7 separate regions of the Mus musculus genome follow, and regions 2, 3, 4, 5, 6 and 7 are each linked to region 1. Evidence: chromatin loops called from intact Hi-C (ENCODE). Cell type or tissue: left cerebral cortex. All regions are shown on one strand.

What was found. Peaks named below come from ENCODE experiments on the same cell type or tissue, not always from the same donor. Only the 100,000 strongest peaks of a DNase experiment are listed, where the experiment ranks them.
Region 2: it touches region 1 in a loop (2.8-fold over the local background); 4 of 42 quality-filtered maps call a loop at or near these places.
Region 3: it touches region 1 in a loop (2.7-fold over the local background); 11 of 42 quality-filtered maps call a loop at or near these places.
Region 4: a loop joins it to region 1, with 7 times the contacts of the local background. A loop is called at or near these places in 2 of 42 quality-filtered maps.
Region 5: it touches region 1 in a loop (6-fold over the local background); 27 of 42 quality-filtered maps call a loop at or near these places.
Region 6: it touches region 1 in a loop (2.4-fold over the local background); 8 of 42 quality-filtered maps call a loop at or near these places.
Region 7: it touches region 1 in a loop (2.5-fold over the local background); 10 of 42 quality-filtered maps call a loop at or near these places.

The regions. Positions count from the first base shown.
Region 1 is chr12:71,310,128-71,314,127 of GRCm38, reverse strand. It overlaps Dact1 (dishevelled-binding antagonist of beta-catenin 1), which reads right to left. Exons shown (of 4, transcript NM_021532.4): 1 at 3,821-4,000; 2 at 1,310-1,442; 3 at 188-343. Among named protein-coding and RNA genes, the nearest start is that of Dact1, 2.2 kb to the right of the region's middle. In left cerebral cortex, a CTCF peak has its summit at 2,371 (motif pointing left); DNase peaks (open chromatin) are centred at 2,364, 3,414, 3,641 and 3,867; H3K4me3 peaks cover 1,605 bases; H3K27ac peaks cover 869 bases.
Region 2 is chr12:71,760,942-71,764,941 of GRCm38, reverse strand. No RefSeq gene overlaps it. Among named protein-coding and RNA genes, the nearest start is that of Daam1, 68 kb to the left of the region's middle. In left cerebral cortex, a CTCF peak has its summit at 1,557 (motif pointing right); a DNase peak (open chromatin) is centred at 1,550.
Region 3 is chr12:71,575,836-71,579,835 of GRCm38, reverse strand. It overlaps 9630002D21Rik (a long non-coding RNA gene), which reads right to left and starts at 1,905. Exons shown (of 3, transcript XR_872814.1): 1 at 1,690-1,905. In left cerebral cortex, a CTCF peak has its summit at 2,152 (motif pointing right); DNase peaks (open chromatin) are centred at 755, 1,770 and 2,179.
Region 4 is chr12:71,745,540-71,749,539 of GRCm38, reverse strand. No RefSeq gene overlaps it. Among named protein-coding and RNA genes, the nearest start is that of Daam1, 84 kb to the left of the region's middle. In left cerebral cortex, no CTCF peak of the experiment used is centred here; DNase peaks (open chromatin) are centred at 626, 1,315 and 1,962; H3K27ac peaks cover 431 bases.
Region 5 is chr12:71,699,545-71,703,544 of GRCm38, reverse strand. The region is part of intron 2 of 9630002D21Rik (a long non-coding RNA gene); the gene reads right to left. Among named protein-coding and RNA genes, the nearest start is that of Gm46356, 72 kb to the right of the region's middle. In left cerebral cortex, a CTCF peak has its summit at 1,580 (motif pointing right); a DNase peak (open chromatin) is centred at 1,585.
Region 6 is chr12:71,486,568-71,490,567 of GRCm38, reverse strand. No RefSeq gene overlaps it. Among named protein-coding and RNA genes, the nearest start is that of 4930404H11Rik, 52 kb to the left of the region's middle. In left cerebral cortex, no CTCF peak of the experiment used is centred here; a DNase peak (open chromatin) is centred at 2,321.
Region 7 is chr12:71,496,900-71,500,899 of GRCm38, reverse strand. No RefSeq gene overlaps it. Among named protein-coding and RNA genes, the nearest start is that of 4930404H11Rik, 42 kb to the left of the region's middle. In left cerebral cortex, a CTCF peak has its summit at 2,452; a DNase peak (open chromatin) is centred at 2,341.

The DNA of each region.
Region 1 (4,000 bases):
AAAGGTTCTGAGTTCAAATCCCAGCAACCACATGGTGGCTCACAACCATCCGTAATGAAATCTGATGCTCTCTTCTGGAGTGTCTGAAGACAGCTACAGTGTACTTACATATAATATAATATATATAAAAAAAAAAAGACCCCTGACCTCTTCCAATTAGAGCTTCTGTCCATGCTAAAATCCTTACCTGCAGATTTGGGGCAACCGTCTGAGATGGTCAAGGCCGCCTCCAAGGGGCTGCAGAAGCAGGTGCTGGAATGGCAACTGGACAAACACTCACTGAACACGGAGTTGGAGGAGTTAGAGAGGGAGCCCGAAGCTCCATCACTCAGCTCATAAAACCCTACAAGGAAAAGGATGGCTGGAATTAGGATCCTATCAAGCAATAACACACAAGTATATTAAAAAGAGGCAGGCTGGAAAGATGGCTCAGCACTTAAGAGCACTGACTGCTCTTCCAGAGGTCCTGAGTTCAAATCCCAGCAACCACATGGCGGCTCACAACCATCTGTAATGGAATCCAATACATATGATAAATAAATCTTTTAAAAAATAATAATAATAAAATGACCAGAGGCTGACACATCAAAGAAGAGGAAAGCTCATTTTTGTTTCCAGTTATTTGTGTGTGCAGGAGGGGGGTGTATCACACAAATGGTAGATTTTTAAACAAAATTAAGTATATGGTTTTATTTCAAATATTTCTTAGAGAAGGTAAAAATCATGTAATGCTAGAGACAGTTCAAAGTTCCTTTCATCCTACTTTCTGTCCCATCTTTAAAGGTGTGAAAAAAAAAGGAACCCACATCTGCCAGACCCTCAACTTTACCAGGAATGTTTCAGAAGAAATAACTAATTTCTCTGGGTATGGCTGGGTATGGTGGCTCATGCCTATAATCCCAGCACTCAGAAGGCTGAAGCAGGAGGACGGGAGTGGACTCAAGGCCAGCCTGGGCTACAAAAACAAAAACCACTCAAGTAAATAGTAAGTATAAGAAAAAAGAAACTTAAGGAGCCAAATGGCTTAAAAGAAGGGGAAACTGCAGCCATCTCAGGAAGCTGAAGTGTGACTAATTTTCTAGACCAGATCTGATTTCTCAGGTTTCAAAGGAGGTCTGTTTGTGCTTTCAGAAATCTCAATGGAAGTCTGTAGTTTTAAAACTCAAGGATCACTGGGCAGCTCAACCCCATTATTGAAAATCTTATAGGGTTGAGTTTACTTCCCCCTCCAAGCAAATGAATGGCAGGCTACTGTTCAGTTGTTTTCACACTGGAAACAAACGCTAGATCCACTCGCTGGCTCCCTCACCTGAGCTAGGCCGGCTGTCTGTCTCCAGGTGCTCTTCAGATGTCTTCTCCACATCCAGTCTCAGGTCACTTATCTGCTTGTCAAGTTCTTGCAACTGATTCAACAAACCGGCATCTCTTCTCCTCAAACAATTCTGATTAGAGAGAAGCATGAAAATAAAATTAAATTAAATTATATTAAATTAAATTAAATAAATAAGCAAGCACATAGTGATAAAACCTGAAAGTCCCCCATGGAAGCCACTCCTCTGAGTGTCCCCAAGCCCTTTTAGATCAAAATGCTACTGCATAATCAGAAGGTGAGGCATGGCCTCTATCTTTAGATCTTTCTCAAATTTTTTTTGGTAATATAAACTTTGTTCATTAAAAATAATAACAGGGCTATAGCATGGCTCATGGGTAAAGATGCTTGCTGTCCAGGCCTGGTCATCTGAATTCAGTCCCCTGAACCCAGGACAGAAGGAGAGAAACAGCTCCTGGAATTGGTCCTCAGACCTCCACAAGAACGATGTGCCACACCGATGCACTCATTTGCATACACCAAACACACAATAAATTTTGGATATATATGTGGCTGAGTTGTAGTTCCTTGGTAGAGATCTTGGCTATTGTGCCTGTGTTCGATACCTGGTACTGCAAGGATGGAAAAGATTTGTTTTTAGCTTTCACTAATCTATACAAACTGACTTTTTATAGGTCTGGGCAAGGAATTTGCATAGACTTCGAATCATCTGGTGTGCAGCCAGTTTAAAGAAAGTCCTTCACAGTGGGCTCTTGAAGTCAAAGCAACAGATTTTCTACATTACACTCGAATCTTTCTTAGGTGAGGTTTTCTGGCCAAATGTCATGGCCTACAGAATTTTGTTTTCTATTAGTTGCTTAGTGGGGCTTAATCAGTCTTAAGGCCTTTGAAAGCGAGAAATTAATACTAATAGCCAGCGCCAAGTATAATGTGAGCTGGCAGAATCCAAAACCCTCCAGGGAAAGCCCGTCAAGATTTGAACTCAGCTTGGGTTTCCCAAGGTGACAGACTGGTTGTGCTAACTCACACTGCCATCTAGTGCTCCCCACTGCTGGAAAAGCAAAAGAACTCGAAAGGCATCTGGTTTAAATCAAGAATGCCAAGTCTACAAATGAAAATAGTACCATAAACATTGACTGGAGTGGAATTCTCCTGACACACTGCCTTGCTCCCCTGAAGCGGACAATAGGAATGCGCTGCTCTCTCGATCTTGAGATTCAGGAAGACAAAAAAAAAAAAAAAAAGGTGCTATTGTACAAGACAATACCGAAATGTAAACGACCAGTCACAACCAGAAAGAACTGGCTCAAATTCACGTACATACAATTCTGTTCTTCTACCAAAGAAACAGTAAAAATGCCAAAACAGAGCTATTGCACAAACCACAGCACACATCCTTACAAAATAGATACGTGGTCCTTGCTCACGACCTATGACTTCTGAAAGCTTAGAGACGTAAGCCATATGCTTGTGTGCCAAAAATTGAATTTCATCAGAAAAAAATGAATTAAATAAAAGCACTTTGATGCTCTGTAACTACACAAAAAATCTAGAAAACCGTAATACAAGAAAACACGTGACAACCCACAACATCACTTTCAGGGGGCCATTATATAGCTTAAGTAGTCTAATACAACACGCTGGGATAATAATCTTTTTGCTGTTTCCAAAACTACATTTTGAGGTCACTGAAACAAAGCTGCCGCCATTATTTTGAGGCAGCATCAAAAGCTGTTCTCAACACATGAAGGTCCAAAGTTCTTTTTCTTCCTTGCTAATGAAGACTGCACAGAACGACTGAGACAGTGACAGAAATCCAATAAGATAAATACTCCCAGCGAGCAGGTTCTCTCTTCTCCCACCTCCACCACCAAGCACAGCTGGCGGACCGGATAAAAGAGGAGGGGGCAGGGTCTCCGGCCAAATTGCCAGTATTTGCATCTAGTTTTAGCTGCCTTATACAAAGGACTTCTATTTAAAACTAAGCACCAGCCCAGGCAAAAGAGACTTGCAGGAGAGAAAGCACCGGGTAGGGCACGGCTCCCAGCAGGAGCTTCGCCGTAACCGTAAAACTCAATGTTGGACAGTTAGGCAAGCAACAAGCCTCTTCCTCGCTTTTGTGCGCACCCCCCCCCCTCCTTCCCGGGGAGGGATAACCAGGGAGACCATAAGGTGAAATGGCATTTTAAGTGGGGGTTGCAAACCTCGGAGGAAGGGGGCATGCAGTAGCCTAACTTTAAGGCTGGAACCAAGGGACTCCAAGAATTCCAAATGCAGGATAGATGAGCAGCCACCCCTCCCCGCAATCCGCCAGCTCCTCAGGTGACACAAAGCAGGCATCCGCCAGCAACGCGTGGAAGTCATGGGCAGCGGGCATCCGAGACACCACGGGCTCAGGGAAAATCGAGGTGGGGGTCACGTCGCGGCCAGGGATCCCACAGCCAGAGGCCATCAGCCCACCCTCCAGACAGGCCACCGGCCACCACCTACCAACTGCCTTCGCAGCAGCAAGATGTTCTCTTCCAGGAACTTCTCCTCCAGGCGGCTGCGCTGCGCCGCGTCTCCCCGCAGCTCCCCGGAGCGCGGCGCGACGGTCCCCACGGTCCCGGAGCAGCGCAGCGCACCGCGCACCAGCAGCTCTTGGCGTTGCCGCAGGTACCCCAGCTCCGC
Region 2 (4,000 bases), 450 kb before region 1:
TCCCATGGAGTCATCTCTTAGGCCGCAGGTAGAATCTTATCTGAGGATCTTATTTTCTCTCTTCCCTCACTTGAGAGATTAACACAAGTATAACACATACTTGTGAATCTTGACTATGATTTTTCCTCTCAGACCCTTTAGTGATATTAGAAAGAAGCCAAGAATGTCCTCTAGAAGCCTTGCTCTCTTTTGTGTTTTGAGAGGAATTTGCACCAGACACCATGTTTAGAACCCGGCCCTCTCTAAAGTGGAGAAAGCAAATGAGACAGAGGACTGTCTGTCTTCCAGCATGGTTTCTTCTTGCCTGGCTCCATGCTCACCTACTGGTCCAGCTTCTCCTCAAGTGAAAGGACTGTTCTGCTGGAAGGCCCTTCAGAGTCAGCACGTCACCTTGCACTGTCCCTGGGTCTGCAGTGTTGTGTGAACATCAGTAGACGTTTGGCTTCAGAGTGGGTCAGCTCTGCTTCACCTTGCAGCTTTCCCCTGGCTAGGTGTGGGCTCCTATGACGTAGATGGAGGTTTCTGTCTACTTATCCCCAAGGAAGAGATGCCATGAAGACTGCGGACTAACGCATATCACACCTGGAATGTTCCAATTGCTTCTTCAGTCTCACCTGAGGGAAAATCTCAAAGCCCCGAGTCTTCTATGCCCCTGCTGAACTGTGGCTACACATTAAGCCTTTGGTAGCGATATATGAAAGCCATAGTCGACAGAGACAGCTGTGCCACTTTGACCTGCTTAGGACTTTAAAGCTTGAGAGGACAGTGGACTGCAGTGGGTAATTTCCTCAACGAGCACACCAGACCATAACTCTTTAATGACTTGACTTGGGGGAAATCTCAAAGGGTCCCAGGGTGGAACTCTAAGAAGGCAATTTTGTGTTGAACCCAATGCTGCTGAGTAAGAAGACGCTCTGGGAAGTGTGGGGGTGAACTGAGTTGGGGGACATTTTCCCAGTTACCCTCAAAGTGTGCTCTGTGGGGAGGGCCGATTGTCCCGTGAGGAATGTCTTCGCTCCTCTGATGGGCTCTGTGTCCCATGGGCTGTCTTTACTCCTCTACTCTTCCAATGAGCACTTCAGCCTCCAGCAGATGCTATGACAGAAGCAGGACCCAGGCTTCTTAACGCCCCAGAATCACAACCATCTTTCGTGGTGCCTCACAGAGGAAGCAAGATAAATAATGTCCATTCACTTCTTTCTCAAAAGTAAGAATGTCTATAAGCCTGGAAGAACGAACTCTGAAATTTACATCTTAGGCACAGAAAAATGAATTGTAGCTGCAGTGAACTAATAGACTAAAAGGCATTGTATGTAAGTACGATGGCGCCCACCTGTGATTCCAGCACGGGTAAAGCTGAAACAGGAAGACTGTCATGGGTTTGAGGCCAACCTGGGCTACACAGTGAAGTCCTGTCTCAAAAAACCAAAACCATATGAAAAGCAGATCAAAACAAGGAAGGAAGAACAGAACTCGCAGACGTTATAACTAGGTTTTGATGACTGTGCACATTTTGCTGATTTTGTTGTGTTGTTGATGTTTTGACTTCAAATATCCAGCAGAGGGCATGAAAGGAATTGGTTTAGTTGGGTGTACTATGGACGGGCAAAGAAAATGCAAAGGGAATGTGTGAATTCTGAATTACAGTCCTCAGACAGGGAAACGCTTGCAATATATTGCAGGTTGTTGCTTCTTTTGTTTCTAGCCTTTGTTTAAAACACTTGGCCCATTTCCCTTTAAGTCTATGTATAAAACACACATGACAGCATGAAGTAAAATCAATGATTTATACTCAGATTGACTGGTTACTTGTCTGTCGCTGTGATAAAACGCCACAAACAAGGCAACTCATGACAGAAAGCGTTGATTTGGATTTATGGATCCAGAGGGCTAAGAGCCCGTTACAGCAGGAAAGTATGGCAGCCAGCGAAGACACGGAACAGAAACCGAGGACTCACATCTTAAATTGCAAGCACAAGCAGGAAAAAGAGAGAGCACATGGAAACGGCTCATCTTCAAACTCTTAAAGGGTGCATGCAGTAATATACTTCCTCCAGAAAGGCAGCACTTTCTAAGCCTTCCCAATAATACCACCAACTGGGAATGGTCTTAGGATTTTATGGCTGTGAAGAGACACCACGACCATGGCGACTCTTTTCTTTCTTTCTTTCTTTCTTTCTTTCTTTCTTCCTTTCTTTCTTTCTTTCTTTCTTTCTTTCTTTCTTTCTTTCTTTCTTTCTTTCTTTCTTTCTTTCTTCCTTCCTTCCTTCCTTCCTTCCTTCCTTCCTTCCTTTCTTCCTTCCTTCCTTCCTTCCTTTCTTTCTTTCTTTCTTTCTTTCTTTCTTCTTCTTCTTCCTCCTCCTCCTCCTCCTCCTCTTCCTCTTCCTCTTCTTCCTCCTCCTCCTCCTCTTCCTCCTCCTCCTCCTCCTCTTCTTCTTCTTCTTCTTCTTCTTCTTCTTCTTCTTCTTCTTCTTCTTCTTCTTCTTCTTCTTCTTCTCCTTCTCCTTCTCCTTCTCCTTCTCCTTCTCCTTCTCCTTCTCCTTCTCCTTCTCCTTCTCCTTCTCCTTCTCCTTCTCCTTCTCCTTCTTCTTCTTCTTCTTCTTCTTCTTCTTCTTCTTCTTCTTCTTCTTCTTCTTCTTCATTATTTATTTATTTTTGTGTACATGGGTACACTGTAGATGTCTTTAGACACACCAGAAAAGAGCATCAGATCCCATTACAGATGGTTGTGAGCCACCATGTGGTTGCTGGGAATTGACCTCAGGACCTCTGGAAGAACAGTCAGTGCTCTTAACCACTGAGCCATCTTTCCAGCCCCACCTTGGCAACTCTTATAAAGGAAATAATTTAATTGGTGCTGGCTTACAGTTCAGAGGTTTAGTCCATTATCGTAGCATGGCAGTATGCAGGGAGACATGGTGCTGTAGAAGTAGCTGAGAGTTCTATATCCAGATCTACAGGCAGAAGGCAGAGTGAGACACTGGGCTTGGCTTACGCATCGGAGACTTCAAAGCCCAGCCCGACAGTGACACACTTCCTCCAACAAGGCCACACCTACTCCAGCAAGGCCATAGTAGTGACACTCCTAAGAGCTTATGGGGATCATTTTCATTCAAACCACTCTAGCGATCAAGTTTTCAAATGTTTGAGACTATGGGCACATGTCATTCAAACAACCACAAGGACAAACCTGAAGAAAACACCAGATACAAGCACATAACATTGTACCCACAATAAAGCAAGCCTCCTTCCAATGGAAACTTTCAGACCACTGCAGCTCCCTCAGTAGAACAACACCATCCACTGGGCTTACAATCACAGGCTTAAGAGGTAGGGTGAGAAGATTTCAGAATCAGCCTAGAGGCTGAGCATGACAGAGGACTGGTTTAGGAGTTAAAAACAAACAAGAATTGGCAAGATGTGTGTGTGTGTGCATGCATGTATGTGCACATGTGTATTTTCTATTCATACATCTGTATAGATGTGCACATATATGTGTTTATGTACATGTCTCTTTCCCTCTTTTTTTTTTTTTTTGGTGTGATCTTGAGACTTACCTACATCAGCACAACATTTAACAAATGTCTATTGCAACATGTAGTTTTTGCTGTCCTGCTTTAAGCTCTGGGGGTGGGGGGTGGACTGTACTACCAGCCCCACCCAGGTTCCCTCAGATCTGTGGATAAAACACACACACACACACACACACACACACACACACACACACACACTCACACAATTTTCAACCTGCCTTATGACTCAATTGCTTGATGCTTCTAATGTGCCACCCAAAGAAATAGCCTATGGCCTCTCCTCCCAAGATCCCAAGATCTAACATGGCTGGTTACCTTTTCTCCATCCAAAGCATGATGAAAATACTCCCCCCTTCTCTGCTTCTGCTAGCTTGCCTGCAGGGACCCAGAAGTCCTGCCTATTTCATCCAGCTCATTGGCCGCTAGTATCTTTATTGATGGATCAAGAACCAATTGGGGAACAGACC
Region 3 (4,000 bases), 270 kb before region 1:
TATCAGCTAAAGCGCCACTCCTGGACCAGTCCTTAAGCTCCTCCTCCTGTTTTAGGGAACCCTTTAAACTGTTTGCAGGTTGTGCTTAAAAGGTTTTTATTTTTCAAAGATTGTAAGCAGCAAGGGAAGGCAGCGAATTTTAAGATTAATTGCTGAATTTTAAGATTAATTTTGAGAACATGTTGCCTAAGGGGTTAGAGAAGGGGCTTGGTGGGTTGAGTGCTGGTGTAACCTGCATGAAGCTCTGGGGTCTATCCCCAGCACCACATAAACTAGGCATAATAGCACACACCGGTATGGCCAAGACTCAGAAGGCCGAGACAAGAGGCTCAGAAACTCAGGGTCATCCTTAGCTACATAAGAAGTTCCAGGCCAGCCTGTGCTATGAGTTTCTAGGTTTAGTTTTGTTGTTGTTTTGTTTGTTTGTCTGTTTGTTTGTTTGTTAAGTGTATCAGTTAGGAGAACAAGGAATTTTGAAGCTATTTGTGGACTTCAGAGATTTAGCTCCAGGTATCCCCTTGCCTGTGCCCCACTCCCCCAGAAGTCAGCAAATCTGTGACGTGAATTGAAGTTGCATTTTTTTTTTCATGTGTTTTGCGAGTTCCTACTAAGGTCCCAGGAGAGGCGGGGTGGCTGGAGTGTAATCAGAGGCATCTATTTGTCGCCAGCTGCAGTGACTCTCTGCTTAAGTCTGGAACAAGGTCATCACTCTCAGCCTGTCACGCACAAGCGCACAGCGGGCCTGGCAGAGGCTCATTAGTATGCCACACATTCCATCAGCTAAATTTGCTATTTCATTTAGAATGCCTCTGATTGCATTTTTTATATATACATTCCCGGGCTCCTCAGAGGAACGGATGCCACTATTAGTGAGCTGACAGGCAGTCGAGCATACGTTGATGTGTTTGCCATTAAACTATGGGGGAGAGTTATTAAAAACATTTGGCTATCAACTATGAATTTGGTTAGAATCATTTAAGATATAGAAGTACTTTTAAACAAAAGAATAGGAAATAAATAAATCAATCAAAGAAGATTGGTGGGAGAAGAAGATCACTTAAATAAGTTGGAATTTACTAGAAATGATTTGTTTTGCTCTATAATTATGACCATATAAAAGAAAATGAATGCAGATATTTTAAGGCTATAAAAACATTCAGTTGACATTGGGCATTGGCTCCTACTGCTGCAAAAGACACATTACACATTTTGCAAACCTGATATTTTTGTTTAAACTGAGTATGTCCCTTTAAAAGATAATTAATGTTTATGGTAACCATGCTCTTCTCTATATTTCTTCAGACGTGATGGACCAGATGACATTTGTCTTACTACCTCACAGAAGAAGCAAGTGAGGCATCCTCTCCTATGGGCTGTGAGAGAGATGTACAATTTATGCTTCTACCAAGCGAGCTACTAAAACATGGAAATTTATGATTTTTGCCCCCTAGAAAAACCTCATTAAGCTCCTTGAAGAAATGCAAACCTCGTGAGCAGTAATCAAAGCCTATGAAGCCCCCAGAGCGGTTAACAGAGCCCACTTCATCAGACAGTCCCACCGGGGACAGAGCTGCCCGGGGACACGCTTCTTACTGAATTCATTATTGAAACTCCACTGCAGAGTCACCAGGCTAAACATCCCCCCATGCTAGAATGTTCCATAAGAAGCTTTCCTGAGAACATACTGACCTTTTGTTATTGCCAAATTCCCAGGAATCATCATCACGGGCGGCATCTGGAAGTACCCCACGCCAGGCAGATCCACGGGCAGAACAGTCCAGGCATAGGCAATGGCAGCCCATCACCAAGGACAGAATTCTGTACAACATAAACCTTCCTGTGAGTCACTGTAACTTAAAACTGCGGCTCCTGTGGGCAGCATCACGCAGCACCCGTGCCTATTCTATTTCGTTTTGTTTCTTTGGTTTTATTTGTTTTGTTTTGTTTGGGGGGGGGGGTGGGTGGCAGGGTTTCTCTGTGTAGCTCTGCCTATCCTGGATTTCTCTATTTCTACTAAAAGAAATTTCGGGCTTATGAGTCTGAATGAAACTACATTTAACCCATGAGATGAGGAAGGTGCCCTTTGTGGAGAATGGGCAAGAAGTTTGTGTTTGTGTGAGTGGATACCATGAGTATGCTGGAGTTAGCAGAGACCAGAAGAGGGCGTCAGAACCCCTAGAACTGACATTACAGTTAGGAGCATCCCATGTGAGGGCTGGGTATCAAAGGTTCTGCAAGATCAAGTGTAACCTCCCCACCCTCGGCCTGAAACCTGTTAGCTCAGGTTTCACTATTAGCAGGAAGGGAGCGTGGGGTGGAGCCTGCCGCCCCGCCCCATCGTTCTGCCACTCCCACTGCTGCTACCTGCTACCTGCCGCCTAGCTGCTCCGGAGCCAAGCACGTGGTCACCTGCAACTGGACTCCAGGATTGTTTGGCAGGAATGAGCCCCTTCCCCCTTCTTCATAACCCAGTGCACTGAATAGTAAAATTGAGCTTTGATTAGAAACCGGTTGTCTTAGCTCCGTTCTTTCTCCCGTCAGTCTAGTTCCTTTTCTTTCAGCTCGAGTCTGCCATCTCAGCCATACCAGTTCCTCGCGAGCCGCTGGACGGCCCGCGACAATCAAGGAGTGCTTTTAACCACTGAACTATCTCTCCAGACACTCTCCACCTACCCGACCCCCACCCCCACCTCACCCCACCCCACCCCCATCTTAATTTCCTACCGTTGCTGTGACAAAGTACAAGTGGAATAAACCAGCACAAGGGTTGTATGTCATCATCTTGGAGATGACATGTCTTAAATCACTCTGCTGTCAGGGCCCAGCTCCCTCTGAAATCTGATGTGGTCGATCCCTCCTTTTCTAGCTTCTGCCATTTATCAGCAATCCTTGGCATGCTCCTTAGCTTGAGGCTGCACTGCCCCACCTTCTGCCTCTGTTGTCCCACAGCCCTCTGGTCTCTTGTCTTCCTTTTCTTCTGAGGCCATCAGTCATACTGATTAGCACCCAACCTAATATCCTTGTTTTAACTGGATAACATCTGCTAAGACACAATTACCAAGGAAGGTCACATTCACAGGTTGCAGGACCAGGACATCGATCTGTCTTTTGGGAGATACTGCTTAACCCAAAATAGACCACTTTAGCTGGAAGAGTCTGCAATACTACAGGCAGATGACACAAGATGCAAACCAAGAGAGACATGGCCGAGGAAGACAGAGGGAACCTTGTTAGGGAAAGAGTATAGGCCACGAGTGGATTCATCAAGCTAAGACAATAAGTAAACTGAAGTCAATGCATATCAGATACAGTCACGGAAAAGGCTCTGTTGAGTCTAAAGAAAGCAGTTTCTGTATTGTGGTGAGGGCTGTGACCACATCGAAGTAGGCAGCAGCAAGTGTAGGCTGGTTTCTCCAGACACGTAGCTGTGTAGGGATAGGATGAACAAGAGATATTAGACAGCTAAGTGGCATTTTAAGGCAGGCACTGGTGTTCAGAGTCTGAAAGCACTTAACCCTCAAAGGTGCTTCTTCACCATGAACAGCTATTGACTCAAGCAAATATCGACCACGATGAGAACGCTGAAGACAGACATCTCCAAACTGGTAGTAAGGATTGTACTGGAGTGCACACTGCCCCGACTTTTCAACAGGCATTCCCTGCCCTGCCTATCATGGGAAGGGCAAGATGAGTGTAGAGGTGATTTAAGATGGGCTTGCTGAACATGCACAGTTGTGTGTATATGTGTGTGTGTGTGTGTGTATGTGTGTGTCTGTACACATAACTGTATGCTTTTACCTGTATCTGTATATGCATACATATGTAGATATATATAATATTATGCATCACTTAATGACAAGGATATGTTCTCAGAATAAGTTGTGTGTGATAATGTGTGTGCATTAGTATGGTACATACACACGAGTATGCTCAGAGACCTAAGGGATGTGGCATATGTCCTGCTCTGTCAATTTCCACCTAGTCCCTTGAGACAGGGTCT
Region 4 (4,000 bases), 440 kb before region 1:
GCTGGTGGGCAGCTTCTGGGGACTGTCCTGTCTTGCCTCCCATCCTGCTGTAGGACAGTGGGATACTAATGCATCCAGCTTTATGTGGATTCTAGGAATCCAAATTTAGATCCTCACACTTACCCAGCAAACACTTTACCTACTGAGCATGTCCCCAGCTTCAGTGAGTACGTCTCAGCAGTAGAGACCTTTCAGCTCTTGTCACCATGCTGTGTGAGACTTTTGCAGTAACTGGTTTCAGTGAGGTGGTGACAAAGGTTTATGGGAGATGAGGAAACTTTGAACTCTGAGATCTGGTTGTTACTGGGATCTGTCTGGATAATGAAGTCCCTCAAGGTGAAGATAGGAGACAGATAAAGAGGTGCTAAGGACGTCACTAAGGCTGGCACCGAAGAGCAGTCTCAGGGACATCACTGGATGAAGACTTTAGAGGTAAGTCATATCACTATGACTAACTCTGGGCAAGATGCCAACTGCCCCCTAGGTCTTGTTTGCTCTGAGGGAATTCCTTAGAAGGGATTATTTGGTTTAGCTCCTTTCTAGGTATGAAGATGCCCCTCTCCCACCATCTGGTTATAGTAATCTGTTGCAGCCTGAGTTAGTCACACTTCTCCCTCCAGTTCTTGGCAGGCTGTCAACCGCAAATAGGAACACGAAACCAAAATAACAGCTTTACTACTGATGGAGCAGGGCTTGAGGCTGCAGGCTTGGAGCAGAGCTGGAAAGCACCAGCGGTGCCTGAGCCCTTGTGCTCAGAGCTGCGTTGACCAGTCTCATCTTAGCAAAGTAGGTGGGTGTGAGCACTGGCCTTTTCCTACAGGACAAGCCTTTACCCAGAAGGCTGACAGGGAGAGAGGAGACGAGAGAGAGAGAGAGAGAGAGAGAGAGAGAGAGAGAGAGAGAGAGAGAGAGAGAGAGAGGAGGAGGAGGAGGAGGGAGCACATGACACTCATTGTCGACACACTGAGCCCTTCCCAAGACAAACTAGGTCCCATTGCTAGCGTTGATCAACCTCCCTCTTTGGAACCATGAATAAAAAAGCAGGGAAAACAGACAAAGGGTTTCTTCCCAATATCATCTATTTAATGGAAGCATTGCTTTATTCTGGGGCAGGGACTTAGGGAAAAGAAGAAAATATTCCCCCCACCCCATATGACACATAAGCTGACAACCAAAAGGACACAGTTTCTTATATTTCTGCAGTTGCACATATGTGTAAGACGCACGCAGAGTTAATGTGGATTAAAAAGTTATCTCCACGACAACAGGATTCCAAGAGCGTTTCCCCAGGCTTTGCCAAATGTTCCATTTGCAACTTGGATTCAACTCAGAATCATAGGGTTTCTAGGCAACATCACCAGAGACAGGAAACAGCCTCCGAGTCATTACTAAAATAAGTTAAAACAAACAGATTTCTTGTTTCCCTAGCTCTACCCAGTTCAGCTGAGGTGTGGATCTCATTGCGAGTGGCCCACTTCGGCTGGGGTGAACAGCTGCGGCCATCGTGATAAAAGCCAGGCTGAGAGGTCATGAGGAGAACACAAACCTGAGCCCCACAGTCCCAGCGTCCCAGCTCCCGATTCTTTCCCGGGGCACCGTATTAGCTGACATATTGATAGTCCCTCAGTCTGAGACTGTATTTACGTTACTGGACTGCCCTGGAAAGTAGCTAGCCAGATGGGACCCAGGACCTAGAACATTGACAGCTTTGAACGCTAGGGAATCCTGTGTAGACCCTTCAGGGTTGGCGGACTCTGGCAGGCCTTCAAGGTGACATACAGGTTAGCAGGGAAGTTTTATTTCCATTCAGAATTCTTTCTCACTGGGGTTTTTTCTCTAAGTTCACCGTCAGATGCTCCCTCCGTAGGAGTTAGTTGTAGGCTAAAACTGTATGGGAGTTTCTATTTGAATTACTCGTTTAGAAGACTCTTGCATCTGTAGTGTTGAAAGCTTTAGAATCACAGCGTGAATGGCTTCCGTGAGTCACACATTCCGTGGAGTACCTAGCTGATAGCAGGCTTCCCACAAGAAAGGGGCAAAGTGACATGTGTGTCACATGGAGATGAAGTAAGGATATCACGAAACAGGAAAGGGACGCTAGGAATGGCCATCGAAAGGAAGAAAGTGTCATGGGGGAACCATGGACGGTCAACCTGATAGCAATGACCACAGAGGCTGACTAAGGAGGGAGGGGAACTTTAGTGGTCCCCTCTGCCATGCCCCCACTCCTTTGTAATGGTGTTCTGATGCTTCCTGATCCTCAAAATAACACCGAGCCTCCAGGCCTGAGGATGGTAGAGATTCACAGTTCTGTCCTGAAGAGGTGGCCTTCCACCCCAAACTCAAGGGCAGATTTAAGCACTCTCCTAAACATTAAACAATGCTTTCTACACACACACACACACACACACACACACACACACACACACACACACACACACACACGAAACCACAAGAACAAACAACATGGTGACCTCAGTTTAAGTCTTAGCATGGGTTAACACTGCCAGGAACGCCAAGCAGCAGCCATGCTAACCGATGGTACTGATTGGTTTCAGGATCAGCACATGACTAATTCTCATTTGCTAGAGCCCGTGCGCGCTGCCTTCCTGGTACTCTATTCTGACCCTAATGTGGGACCCTAATTCCCACAGCTTTAAGAAAGTACAAAACATTCACAAGTGGATGCAGAGCTGCAGGAAATACTGCTGGGGCAAGTCAGCTAGTCCCTTGCTGTGAATTAGTGGGTAATGCCAGATGACTTCTGGGTGCTGGAGCCAGGGACCCAGATCTTCTCCCTACACTCTTCCGAGAACATTTTTGGGCTTTGCTGGTAGGTGAGAGATTAGTCCGCTGTGCTATGAAATGCAATCCAGAGACAGCTAGCTAGTAAATTGTGAGGCAGGAAAGTAGCTCATGACAATGAAATCATTTAATAAAGCATCCTTCAGCCAGCCCAGCGATAGCACTATGTTCTATCCTCTGAGCACTTCAGCTAATTGCAGCTTTACTGTACGAATCAGACATGGCTTTTTTTTTCTTCCGTGTATCACTGTTAAAGCCCATGTAGCATTTATTCATTTGTAGGCCAGGGTAAAGTTTCAGGAGACTAAACAGACGGCTGCTGAGAGGAAAACAGCGGAGATGAATTTCTGCGTGACTTAAATCTTGGAGTTATTTTATTTTGATTCTCAAATAGGGAAACCATCATGTTATTTAGGCAACTCAGGCAGGAAATCAAATCTCACTCTTCAGTTCCGCTGATGTTTTCTTCAATTGAATTATGTGGCCCTATGCATGGCCACGCCCACATCGGTCCTGCTGTGATGTTTAATTAGCAAAGCACCCTGGGAGAAGTGCTGGGCAGAGATCCAGGGATTTCAGCTGGATTCTGGGGTCCCCAGAGAATGCAGAAGACTGGGGTTCAAACCCAGCGTTTTTGATTACTTTGAATTTTGTTTTTGCCACATTTGACATCAGTTATGTTTAAGAGAGAGAGAGAGAGAGAGAGAGAGAGAGAGAGAGAGAGAGAGAGAGAGAGAGAAAGCTAGAAAAGCAGAAAGAAGCCCTATAATCATCAGCAAAAAACGATGGAAGCTTAACTTACTGAGTATTTCTTGAGGTTTTCTCCACAATTTCCCCCGTCTCTCTGGTTTTGATAGTATCATATGGCCAACAGACATCCACCATCTCAGGGGTCTTTGTGGTGGAGAAAGTGTAAACACCAGATGTTTGTCTTAGACTCCCCAAAGTTCAAGGCCTAAATATGATGTCATGAGCCCAGCAAGAGCGATGAAGTTGAAGGTGAACATAAGCAACAGAGTTTCCTAGACAGTGGAACAGGCCAGATGACCAGGGAACAGCATCTTGCAGTGAAGACATCGGGCACAGTAGCCTTGCATCTTGGTGAATAAGAAGCCAAAGAACCATGATGAACCAAGAAAGAGCGGAGAAAGACTTGTTGTCTCCCCCAGGCAAGCAGAGCCCAGGAGTTGTTACC
Region 5 (4,000 bases), 390 kb before region 1:
TAGAGCTAACACAGTCTCTCAATAGAGTCTGAATTCATTGACATTGTGTTTGTCTTGAAGAAAAAAAAAAGAAGTAAATTTGAATAAGTGAACTGGAAACGCCTATGAAAATTTCATAAATGAACCTGGGTCAAGTTATAGGCAGGCAGCTGATTCTGATTCTGGGAATCTGGGTGCTGTGAGGAAAGAGCAGGAGGAGACTAAGCCGGGAGGAATGAGGCTCGTGCCTGCGGTCTAAAACCTTAGGGAGGCATGTGCTGAATCATCCAATAATCAAGACACACGATTTAGTAATACACCTAGCAGTAAAAATGAAGTTATTGTGAATAAAGTAAAATGCCAAAACCTAAAATACAGAATTGGTAACTGGGCTATCCTTCATCACCCCCAAGTCTCTCTCTCTCTCTCTTTCTCTCTCTCTCTCTTTCTCTCTCTGTGTGTGTGTGTGTGTGCTCTCGAGTGCATGCGTGCGTGCACGTGCATGTATGCCTTAAGTGCAGGTGTGCATATGTCAAGCTATTTGTGTAGAAATCCCATGACAACTCTTTGAATTGGTCCTCAATCCTTGTAGGATTTGGGGATCAAACTCAAGTTGTCAGCCTTGTGCAAAAATGCATCTCTCCACTGGAGCATTTTACCAGTCCCAGCTTTTATTTGTCAACAAGATATTATGTAGCTTTCTTTATTCTTGAAGATTTTAGTGATCCTCCCCCCCCACCCCTTTTTGTGCCAAGAGACAGGACAGAAGTCCCTCCCAGGCATGACAAGAGTTTACGATTATGGGAGGTGCATAGTCTCTATCAGGGTTTCTCCCTGTCATCTCAAAATCATTCAGAAGAATACAGGTTATGTGTGATTCTATGTGTGATTCAAAACAAAGCAAGCCAAAACCCAGTCACTGGGCACGTGATTGCAAATACTTATCAAGGACACAGCCAGCTGGTGTCTGGCCACACCAGGAGTCCCTTCTGGGACATCTGTGGTTTGTACTGATGCATTCACATGGTCGAAACTCAGAGCCTTTGCTGCTGCAATGAATCTGAAAACCAACGCTCCTCCTCTGCATGTAAACATCTCTCACCTGAGAATCTTGACGAAATGCAGATACTGAAGAACTCTGGTCTACGCCGGAGGCTAGGCCTCACAAGCCCTTACTTGCTGCTGCAGCTGGCGGCTGCGACTGCAGTTGCCGCTGTGACTGCCGCTGCTATGGCAATCACACTAGAAAGAAAGCAAGATTCACTTGGGAGGTTGGTTAAGCATCCGGATTCCTGGAATGAACTGTCAGCAATTTTGATGTTGTAGTCTAGTACAGGTTTTTAAAAAAAATGTGTGTTTCACAAACGTGCCCCAGGCAAATGATTGCAGGTATCTTATGGGTCAAAGTTGATAAGCTCTCTTCTGCCACTCTGGACATCTCTTAAACTGTCTGTTCTGATAATCAGAAGATGCACTTGACTCTCTGTGAGCAACCTTCTGTCTCCAAATCTTGTGTTCATTCTCAGAACCTCTAAGGCCCTTTGCTTGAAGACAAGAGAGAAGGAGTAAGAAGAGATGGAGGGAAAGGACCACTTTCCACCTCCAGGGGGTGCTGTTCCCATCTCACGCATTCATTGATTCATTTAGGCAACATCGTCACTTAGGGATTCATGTACACTGGGCATTTGCTGCTAAAGCTTAGTTTGGGTTTGCAAACTATTAATGATTTTCCCCCCTGGTGATTGTTGTAGAAGGTTTTATCCTTCAAGTTTCCACACAGCTGATAAAATTAGAAAGAACTGGAAATGTTAACAGGATCAGGGATAAAATTGTTTTCGTAGCATGTGACAGGAAAGTTGACGTAGAAGAGCCAAACAAAGGGACTCCTTAAGAGGAAAAAGGCTACCTTTTTCACATGACAGAGTCAGCAGTCCAGGCCAGGAGGAGTCACACAACTCAAACCCCAAGCAGAAGGCAGAGCACACGCTGGGAATGAAGCCAGTCTTCTGAAAATTTGAAGTCCATGCCCAGTGGCACGCCTCCTCCAATGAGATCACGCACCGTGATCCTTCTCAAACAGTTCCAGTAACTGGGGATCAAGTATTCAAACATATGACTCTACGCAGATCATTCTCATTCGAACCACCACAACTGCTTAGTCAGCCTGTTAGCTAAGTTAGGAGTAAGGACAAGAGGAGTCAGAGAAACACGCAGGTACCACATCTGGACTATCGGGAGCCAAATGGATAAACAAACACGTATTGTCTTCATACCACATTCAAAGTACGTGAACACTAGCTTTTTCGTTTTTGATTTTCTTTTTTTTTAAATTTTTATTAGATATTTTCTTTATTTGCATTTAAATGCTATCCCGAAAGTTCCCTACACCCTCCCATGAGCACTATCTTTATATATGATCAGTAGGAAATGAGGTAAGTGATTAAACCTGATAATTCAGGCTTGTTGGGAATCATTGCCTAATGTCTAGGGAAGATGAGTTAAGCTCTATTGCCTGAATGCCCTGTATGTCAGTGTTTTCTGTTATTCCTTTATGTGTGTAGTAGAGGAAACTGTATAAAATCCTCATTCAAAAACTCAAAAGCAGTGGCTCTTGTGAACGGCTTAGTGCAAGTGGTCACCCTACAGTGCAGAACTTATTCAGGAAAGGGAAAGTTTGATCTGTTATTTTACTTGAAAGAATGAAGTTCTGCATGGTCCTTAGCAAGCTTAGCTGTATGGAAGACTTCATAGAGGTGGCGGGTACCACAGTGAACAGAACTGAAGAGTCAGGTTTGAAACATACCGAGAACAAACAATTAATTCAGAATATAGAGAATACTTAAAATATGAAACTAAAACAACATATATAAATGACTTAATAGTGGCATTAAAGAAGTAAAAAAAAACTTCTGTTATCATCCTGAAAAGCAAAACAAAAACAAAAACAGTCCTTGGCTGAATACTATCTGCTAAAGTCTGGCTCCATTTCTAAGAAAAGACTCCATAGGGTAGAAAGAGAAGAAAATCGTTTTGCTTGATTGAGAGTACCTTTCAAAAATATTTATTGCTAGAGATATTTCTGTTGTGTTAGGAGAAAGTAGAATAGGCTTTAATTACCACCAGTGCTTTATTTAAAGGAACTGACATAATAAAGTAATGAGATTTGATCAAGTAGGCATCAGCTCTGAGACCTCTGTGGTGGTACGAAAAGAAAGATATAAAACCTAGCGCATAGCTGGAGAGCTGGCTCAGTGGCAACAACAGTGCACTGCTTTTGAAGAGCTCAGTCCCCAGCACCCATTTTGGTGGCTCACAACTGCCTGTAACTCCAGATCCATGGGGTCCACTGTCTTCTTCTGGACTCTGGGAGTACTGGTACATAGAGAGCATCTAACCCCCCAAACACACACATATACAATAATTTAAAAAATAATACAAAATCCTTAAACCGAAATTAATTTTCCTCATACCAAAGGTGACTTCAGACATGGCACTAGGAGCAGGCTGATTGCATGAAGGATTTGTTCACCTCTGTTCCTATGCTCAATTCCATAAATCAGACCAATGATGAGGAAAGAATGGAGGCCAACGGCAGATGAGAGACTTTGCACACGTAGCAAGGTGAGTGGGTGAGCGATGGCTGAAGGAACAGTGAGGGGAACTTAGCCGCATGCACCCTGCAGTCCTGGAGTCAGCCTAAGAGACAAGGCTCAGAAACCGCAGTGTGAGACCACACGAGAGGCAGAGTTAAAATGGGCAGCAATAATTGACAGATTATAGGCAGAGCTTATATAACCCCATGCTTTCTCTCGTCCAATGCCAGCATCACTGTATCTGTTTCCAGAGGAACACAGAAGCCCAGAAGTAAAACTGCCCATAATCTGCCAGTAGAGGCTTTCAAGAGGCCTTGTTTCCTTCTGGCTACCTGACGGCCAGACTGGCAAGCTTCTGAGAACTTTCCTGTTTCTTCCTAAATATTACAGTACTTTTGAGGTTAGTCTCTGATGGTCGGTTTTAATTT
Region 6 (4,000 bases), 180 kb before region 1:
CAGAGATTGGGGATACTTTATTGATCACAGCAAAGGGCAGAGTACTGGTATGGTGTTCAACCATCAGTTCCTTCAGCCCCATTCTGAGAACATTTCAAAAGGGTAAGATAAAGGCCTGTTCTTAGAGAAAGTTGCATCCCAGGACTAACTGACTGTCCTGGGCAAAGCTGTTTCTGCAGGTAGTGCCTCCAGCCCAGCCTGTTCCCCAGAGTTGGGGCTTATCTTTGTTACTATAAACAGTACGCATGCCTGTCCTGTGTTTGCTCATGATGGAGATGATATCTGCTAGACTGATCACTGTGCAAACATCCTTAGAAACATCATCTAGAACAAAGTTCCCGGTGGTCTAAGTAAATGATCACCTTGGGAGGCAGAGCCAACAATCTACTGAAAATCAGCTTTCTTGAAACAGAAAGTAACCCTCCTGATCTGCCAGATGGCGTGGGACCTGAAGGCTTGTATGGTGGCTCAGCTGCCTCAGCCAAGGTCTTCAAAGTGGGCGAGTGATGCTATCACCGAGGAGGAGAAATGACTGGCAGTTTTGCCTTACATCGACTCCATTCTCTGCTAACATACAGTGAAAATCAGAAGCCTGTTCATCACAATGCCGTCCTCGCTGTATTGGTCCATTCTAGAGAGCAGTGTCGTGGTCGGGACATCTTCACATGGTCACCATATTAACCACGTCTGCTTCCAGCCTTCTGGGATGATAACAGATGTTATGCATCCATTCCTTTGAAGAAACAACCCTGTGTGTTTAACATTCCTGGTTCCCTAGCACTTATCTGTGAGCACAAAGACCTCCATGCCTCCTCCTACATCCACATGTAGGAGGCTGGGCTCTGGCGGGTTCACCTACAGCCCCATCTTACGGAAGCATTTTCTTACTTGCAGTTCTCTCAGGTTCCCTCTTCCCAGATGACTTTAGTTTGTGTTAAGTTGACATAAAACCATTTGGCACCCTCACACTCCAGAAATTTGGATCAGCACCAGCTACTTAGTTGAACTGAGCAACTAATGATGCGTCTCCTGCGCATCATTACTTTGCAGAGAGCCCCTCCCCTTGCAGAAAGCCCCTCCCCTCCCTGCAGACAGAAGTGGCTTATGGGATTTTAAGGCTGTGGCAATAGGAACCGGAAAAAGAGGCCACGCTCTAGACCTGCTTGCCACGGGTAGCTTGGAAATCCAAGGGAGGCAGTGTGTGGCGATTCTGTGACCTGAGACTCTTCTCTCTAACTCCTGACCTTTCTCTGCGTATTTCCTTTCAACATTAAACACTTCAATCCATCCTGTCAAGGCTATTCTTAAACTAGAATCAAATATTTTAAATTTTTCCCACAGTCTTTTTCTAGGGTGTGTGTGTGTGTGTGTGTGTGTGTGTGTGTAAACTGTCACAGCCTACTTACTTTTTTTTCCCAGACGGCCTTGCTAAATTGCCCAGACTGGCCTTGAATTGTTTTCTTCTTGCCTCAGATAGATAGGATTCTGGATATTCAGAGCCATGCCTATCTCAGAAGACTTAATTTTTAAATCTTTCTTCTAATAAGGAAATGGTACCATCTCCAATATAAAAATGATCATAGAAACCACTGCATGGTATCTGTAGATCCCAGCACTATCATAGATGAGCCAATTGCCTTCATGTTAAAAATAATGAAATGCCAAGTAACTTGTCCAAAGTCACACAAAAGATCTGGGACAGATCTAGGATTTTGTCCTAGGAAATCCAATGGCCATCTGGGCTCTGAAGCACCAGACTGTGAAAGCGTAGGGTTGCTTCATTGGCAACTGGCCACACACTGTGTATTAAACTTAAGTAGCACTTACTGACAACATAGTGGCCTTTTGATTTGTGTGGCAGGGAGAAGAAAACTGAATTAGTTTAGGAAGGATGAAATGTTAACTCCAAAATGCACCATCAACTGCTCGGTCAAACCTTTTCTACAATGTAACAAGAAATCCTCTGTCTAGAGTGATTGACAGCAAGAAGTCTTACAAAGAAGTTGTTGATAAGGAAGGGTTGATTCTTGAAAATTTGGATATATATGCCCTAAAATCAAAACAAACAACATCTGCATCAAGTGAATGTAAGTGAGCCCAAACATTGTAAAGCATCATCAGAAAGCCAGCGGGCATCTTACCCCTGCTACATTGCCATCTGAAGGGACAGCTGCAGGATGCTCATAGGTATCAGTTATCTTTGTATCGCTGGGATCAAACATCATGACCAAGGCAACTTAGAGAAAGTGGGAGGGGTTATTTGAGTCTCACCATTCCAGAGGGATAGAGTCCATCCCCATCAGGGAAGCATGGCAACAGCAGCCATGGCAACCGGAGCTGCTCAGAGCTCACATCTCAAACCGAAAGCAGAAACATAACTGGGGAGAGTAGGGGACTTTGAAACTACAAAGCCTATCCTCAGTGACACATGTCCTCCAGGTCACACTTCCTAAACCTCCCCAAACAGTGTTACCAACTAGGGACCAAGTCTCTAAATGTCAGAGAACATGGGGACATCCCATCCAAACCACAGCACCATCATTCCATTCCCCAAACAGGACGGTATCTATTAGAGGAGAGCTACCTCAGGTTCAGCATTCCAAAGCTGTTACATGCTGCTGATGTCATGTCACTTCAGAGCACCGTGGGGGCTGATTTCTACTCTGTCTACTTGCTTTGTTGGAGGAAGGCTTGAAAATCTCCTCTTGCCTCAATTATATTCTGTGCTCATTAACATTCAGAGTTGAGAAGTCAGCCCAAGGCCAGACACAGTATACATATAATCCCAGCACTTGGGAGACAAAGGCCGAAGGATCTAAGGAATGCAGTGTCAGCCTGCCCTGTATGGTAACTTGCAGACCAACCAGAACTCTGTACAGAAAAACAATAGAAGGAAAATGAAAAGAAAGGAAGGAAAGAAGGAAGGAAGAGGGAAGGAAGGGAAGGAAAAAAGGAAGGAGGAAAGAAGGAAGAGGGAAGGAAGGAAGAGGGAAGGAAGGAAGGATGGAAGGGAGGGGAGGGGAGGCGAGGGGGGGAGGGGAGGGGAGGGGAGGGGAGGGGAGGGGAGGGGAGGGGAGGGGAGGGGAGGGGAGGGGAGGGGAGGGGAGGGGAGAAAAACCTCTGTTTTTCTAACTAATCATTGTATTAGATTCCTGTCTTAGGCCCTTTGAGCTACTACAATAAAATATCAGAGACTGGAAATCTATTTCCCCCAGTTCTGGAGGCTGGAAAATCCATGATCAAGTTACCCAGCAGTAGCTCTGTGTCTAGTCACGGGCTGGTCTGCTTCCAGGAGAGGACCTTGAACACTCCTTCCAGAGTGAGCAAACAGTGGGTGCTTGTGTGGGAAAGAAACAAAAGGGTCTCACGAGTTACCTCTAGCCCTTCCTAAAGCACTAATCCCATCCATGAAGGTGGAGCCTATGACCTAATCGCTCCTAAAGACCCCACCTCTTAATTCTATCCACAGGCAGTAAAGTTCCACTATATCTTCAGAAGAGACATGGACATTCAGACCAGAATAGATTCTGTCACAGGGAGAAGTCTGTCATCTCGGTCTAAGAAAAAGGAAGACCAACCCCTTACTAGAGGGCTCTTCAGCAAAGCAATTTACTTTTCTTTAGGGTTGCCTCAAGAAAGTTGAGGGGAGAAATGGAGCCAAATATTAGCTGCGACCAAAATTACAACCTCTGCCTGTCTCCTCCCACCTCCCTCACCTCTACTCCAGTTGTTCCTGTGTGGTTCTCTTGTTCTGTCAGCATACCTCCACTTTCCTGATGACTTTGTTTTAATTTAGGAGAAGAATTGCTAGCCTGACTTAGTTTACATGCCCATCTTTTGACCAAATCATCTATATTCCAGAGATACGGCCGAGAGCTAAGATGACTCTGGCCACCGCGACAGTGTGAGTGCAGAGGTACAGAGACTGGTTGAGATAGTTATCTTTATTCTTAACTTGACTGGGTTTTAGAAAGATGTGAAGGCACATCACTGGGGCATG
Region 7 (4,000 bases), 190 kb before region 1:
TAGGCAGAGACAGGTGGGTACCTGCAGCTCACTAGCCAGCCTAAGCTACTTGGCAATCTCCAGGCCAAAAACCAAGGTGGCACACGCCTGTGACCTCAGCATCCAAGGAATAGAGGCAGGAGGATCAGAACTTCAAAGCCATCATCGGTTATATACAAATCTGAGACCAGCCTGAGCTACACAAGACTCTGTCTCAAAGGAAGGGGGGGGGGAATGTCACCTAAGGAGCAAGAGCCAAGAGTACCCTGTGGCCCACACTTGAACATGCATACATGTGCACACACACCATTGCACATAGGTGGATCTCATGCTCATACAGAGACAAGAAGGACATACAACTACTAAGTGGGACAATTCCTAGGCAAAGTTTTGTGCTGGTTAGCTTCATGCCAACTTGACACCAGCTACAGTCATTTTGGGAAAGGATACCTCAGTTGAGAAATGCCCCCAACAGATTGGCCAGTAGGCAGCCCCATTGTGCATTCCCTTTATGGATGATTAATGTGACCGGGCCCTAGTGCACTGCCACCCTTCGGCGGGTAATCCTGGATGGTATAAGAAAACAGGCTAGCAGGCCATGGGTTGCAAGCCAGGAAGCCATACCCTCCTGTGGCCTCTGCATTAGCTCCTGAGTCCAGATCCATACCTAGAATCTCTGCCCTGACTTCCATTCCTGATGGGACTGTGGCTGGCCTATGTAAGCTGAAATAAACCCTTTCTTCCTCAAGTTGCTTGTGGTTGTGGTGTTTTATCACAGCGATAGAAAGCCTAACTAAGACAGTCTGCAACTGTCCTGGCCTGAGGACATAGCACACTGTCCTTTGAGAAAACAGGTCAGGGGATGGGGCATCAAAGCTGTTATCATTACTGAACACCAGGTAGGCCAGGCACTTCACAAACAGCCCACTCAGCCTTCAGTGGCACTCGGAGACACGTGTCGTTACCCTCCTTTTGCAGATGAACAAAACACACCAGCTTCTCAGTGCTAAAACCACGCCTGGATTGCTAACACCGGACATGTGCATTTGAGTCTAATCCTTAACACACGGGAAGGAAGATACACAACCAGCAAAACAGAAAGGTGTGCGCATGTTCATATCCTCGTGTCTTGTAGCTAACCACAGGCCAGTGGTTCTCTTGGGTTGCTTTTGAACTTAACAGCCCTCAACTACCCACCCTTATCTGCGTATGCTGCGACCTTCCTTCTGGAGGGCAGGACCATTTGGTATGGACTTTTAAAAAGGAGAAAACCACTACCTCCTACACCACAGATGCCAGAGAGGCCTCCTTGTTCTGTGCATCTTCTGGAGCTGTGTAGGGAGGATGGGCTGATGAACTAGGCTCAGCCAAGAGACTCTTCTCTCTCAGAACTCTGAACTCTGAGCGTGTGAGGGTGGAAAGGATGGTTACAGACACATTCCGCACATCTGGGCAGAGGCATGCACGGCCAGCTGTGCTGTAGCTCTGTCCCTTGATCTTGAGGTTGCTGTGGCTTTGCATTTTCCAAGCATCTCCTTCTTCCCATTAGAAATTTTAGCCCCAACTATTCTTACAGTGAATATTCTCCTTGATTTAAAATAGACAGACTGCTTCTGTTGCTTGCAACACACAAGCCTGTGTGGCACTAGCCCTGAGGGCAGAAAAGGACAGAGACATTAACACAGCATTTAAAAGAAAAAAAAAAACATCCTTGTCAGAAGGTTCTTCAAGTGACAGGCCTGTCTTCCAGCCTCCCAGACACTCAAGCACCACGGCTCAGTGTCAGTACAAAGTCACACCTCCGTCCCCAAAATTCTTCCAGACCCTCCTTTGAACTCCACTAGCTTTAAACACAGATGTTCAGAGTCACAGTGTGATCACTGAATTCCACAGCCTTTTCTGTTTGTCTTGTAGACATTCGGCCATCCAGGAGGAAGTCTTTTGAGTGACAAGGTAATAAATATCTTTCAGCTATTGCACATACAGGAACAAAAGGTATTTTCCACTATGGCCATAGCTGCCTGAATGAAATGAGCGCATGAACAGCTGCGTTATCATAGCTTCCCTTACTCCTCTGCCCTTCTAGACGCAGACATGGAGAAGCGCATAGCCGTGCACATACCGTCTTCTCAGCACCTGCTTTCCACTCATACCAAAAGACAACCACAAGTCAATGCTTCTCTAAAAGGAATAAAAAGGCATTCCATTTGAAGAACTTCACACCCTGAAATTTTATCTACATTGGGATGAAAACCACCCCGGGCTATTCTGAACTTATCTTCCCACATATAAAGCTATGAGAACATGGACTGTGATGCTCTGGAAGGCGATGAAGCAGGAACTCTGAGCAAGTCTCGAAGAGAGCTGGGCAAAGTCTAACGGATGTCCCATGCAACTGCTGCAGGAGGGTCGGGGATGGAAATCCCAGGCCTTCTCAGCATGTCAGTTATCCATGATGTGGTTGTCCATGGTAAAGCTAGGTGGCGCACCTGTGTGTCTGAATCAGAAACAGAGATGAAGATGTCATCTGCATTAGAATGTCCCACATTTCCTGGCAGTGTAGTGAACAGGAAATATGACTCAGTTTCTTTTTTGACATCTTAGTCCTAAAAATGTTGTCGTAACAGAATATTCTCTGATATTATATAGAGTCTAAAGCATGTCAGTAGAAAGATGCTTACACAATAACAGTGGACTAACATTCTACATGGAACCAATCCCTTAGAATTAAAACAATAATAAAAATCACTTACCTAACTGCAACAGAAAATTTTCTCCTTGCTTTACCTGGTGCCTCACTACCATTTATTTTACTTTTTTGCAGCATAATGATGGCAAAGTATTGTATTTGCATTGTGGCCCATTGGGTATCTCATACAACCCAGTCAATAGAAAGCTCTCCTCGCTGTGAGAGGTCCATGAGAAAAAAGCTCAGGGTGGTAGATTCTGTGGCTATGGTGATCTAGATCTCTCCTCTGAGATTTCCATAACACCTCCAGGCTGGCCTCCTGATGATAGGTTGGTTACGTCTTTCTGTGTGTGCGACACTAGACACTGTATGGGTCCATGCGTGTCAGGAACTCATCAGAACTGATCTCAGAGTTGAGAATAGGATATCTGGAATTAGAATTGTTAAGTGTGCTTTAGCCTCTCCAGTCCCATGTTTCCCTGGGGTCCTCCACTTCACAGTCCCAGCCTGCATGCCCTCTTGGGCTGCCTGCCCTCTCTGGAGTCATTGCTCTCCTTGATACAAAGCATCGATACCAGCCTGCTCTCAACCCTCGTGTTTCATGTTCAGCATAGAGTTGTCATTGTCAATGTTACAGAATTCTTGGGACAAACCTTAGGAAGATAAAATTTTCTTTCCTTTGTTATGGGGAAGAAATGAGAATAAAAAACAGTACCAGTCCCTGTGTGCTCCCAACACACATGGAATGTACACCCCAGGATCCCTGTTAAATGTCTGAAAGACACATAGAATCTGATTTAGAATGTGGGTTTTTTTTTTCTTTTCAAGTACATAACTGTGATGATGTTTAATTTATAAATTGGGCTTAGCAGGAAACTAACAACAATCATAAAACAGAAAAATTTTAACAATATACTAGGATAAAATTGCAGCATTACTACCCTTGTGCTTTGAGAGCATTCTTAAAAACAGAGTGGCTTAGACACAGTTGGATAGCCATGATGGCTAGGAAGAGACTAACAGCTGGTCCTATACACAGTGTGGATACATTGGACAAAGGAATAGTCTACATCCCAAGCAGGACAGAACTCAGTGGGGTCAGATGCCACAAGATTTTATCACACTACTCAGAATAATACGTAATTTAAAATTTGTGAATTGGTATGGTGGCTTGCGTGAGAATGGCTCCCATAGATTCATATATTTGCATACTTAGTTCCTGGTTGACTGGGAAGGATTGAGAGGTGAGGTCATAGGTATGCCTTTGTTGGAGGAGGTCTGTCACTGGGAATAAGCTTTGAAGTTTCAAAAGCCTATGCCAGGCTCTCTCTC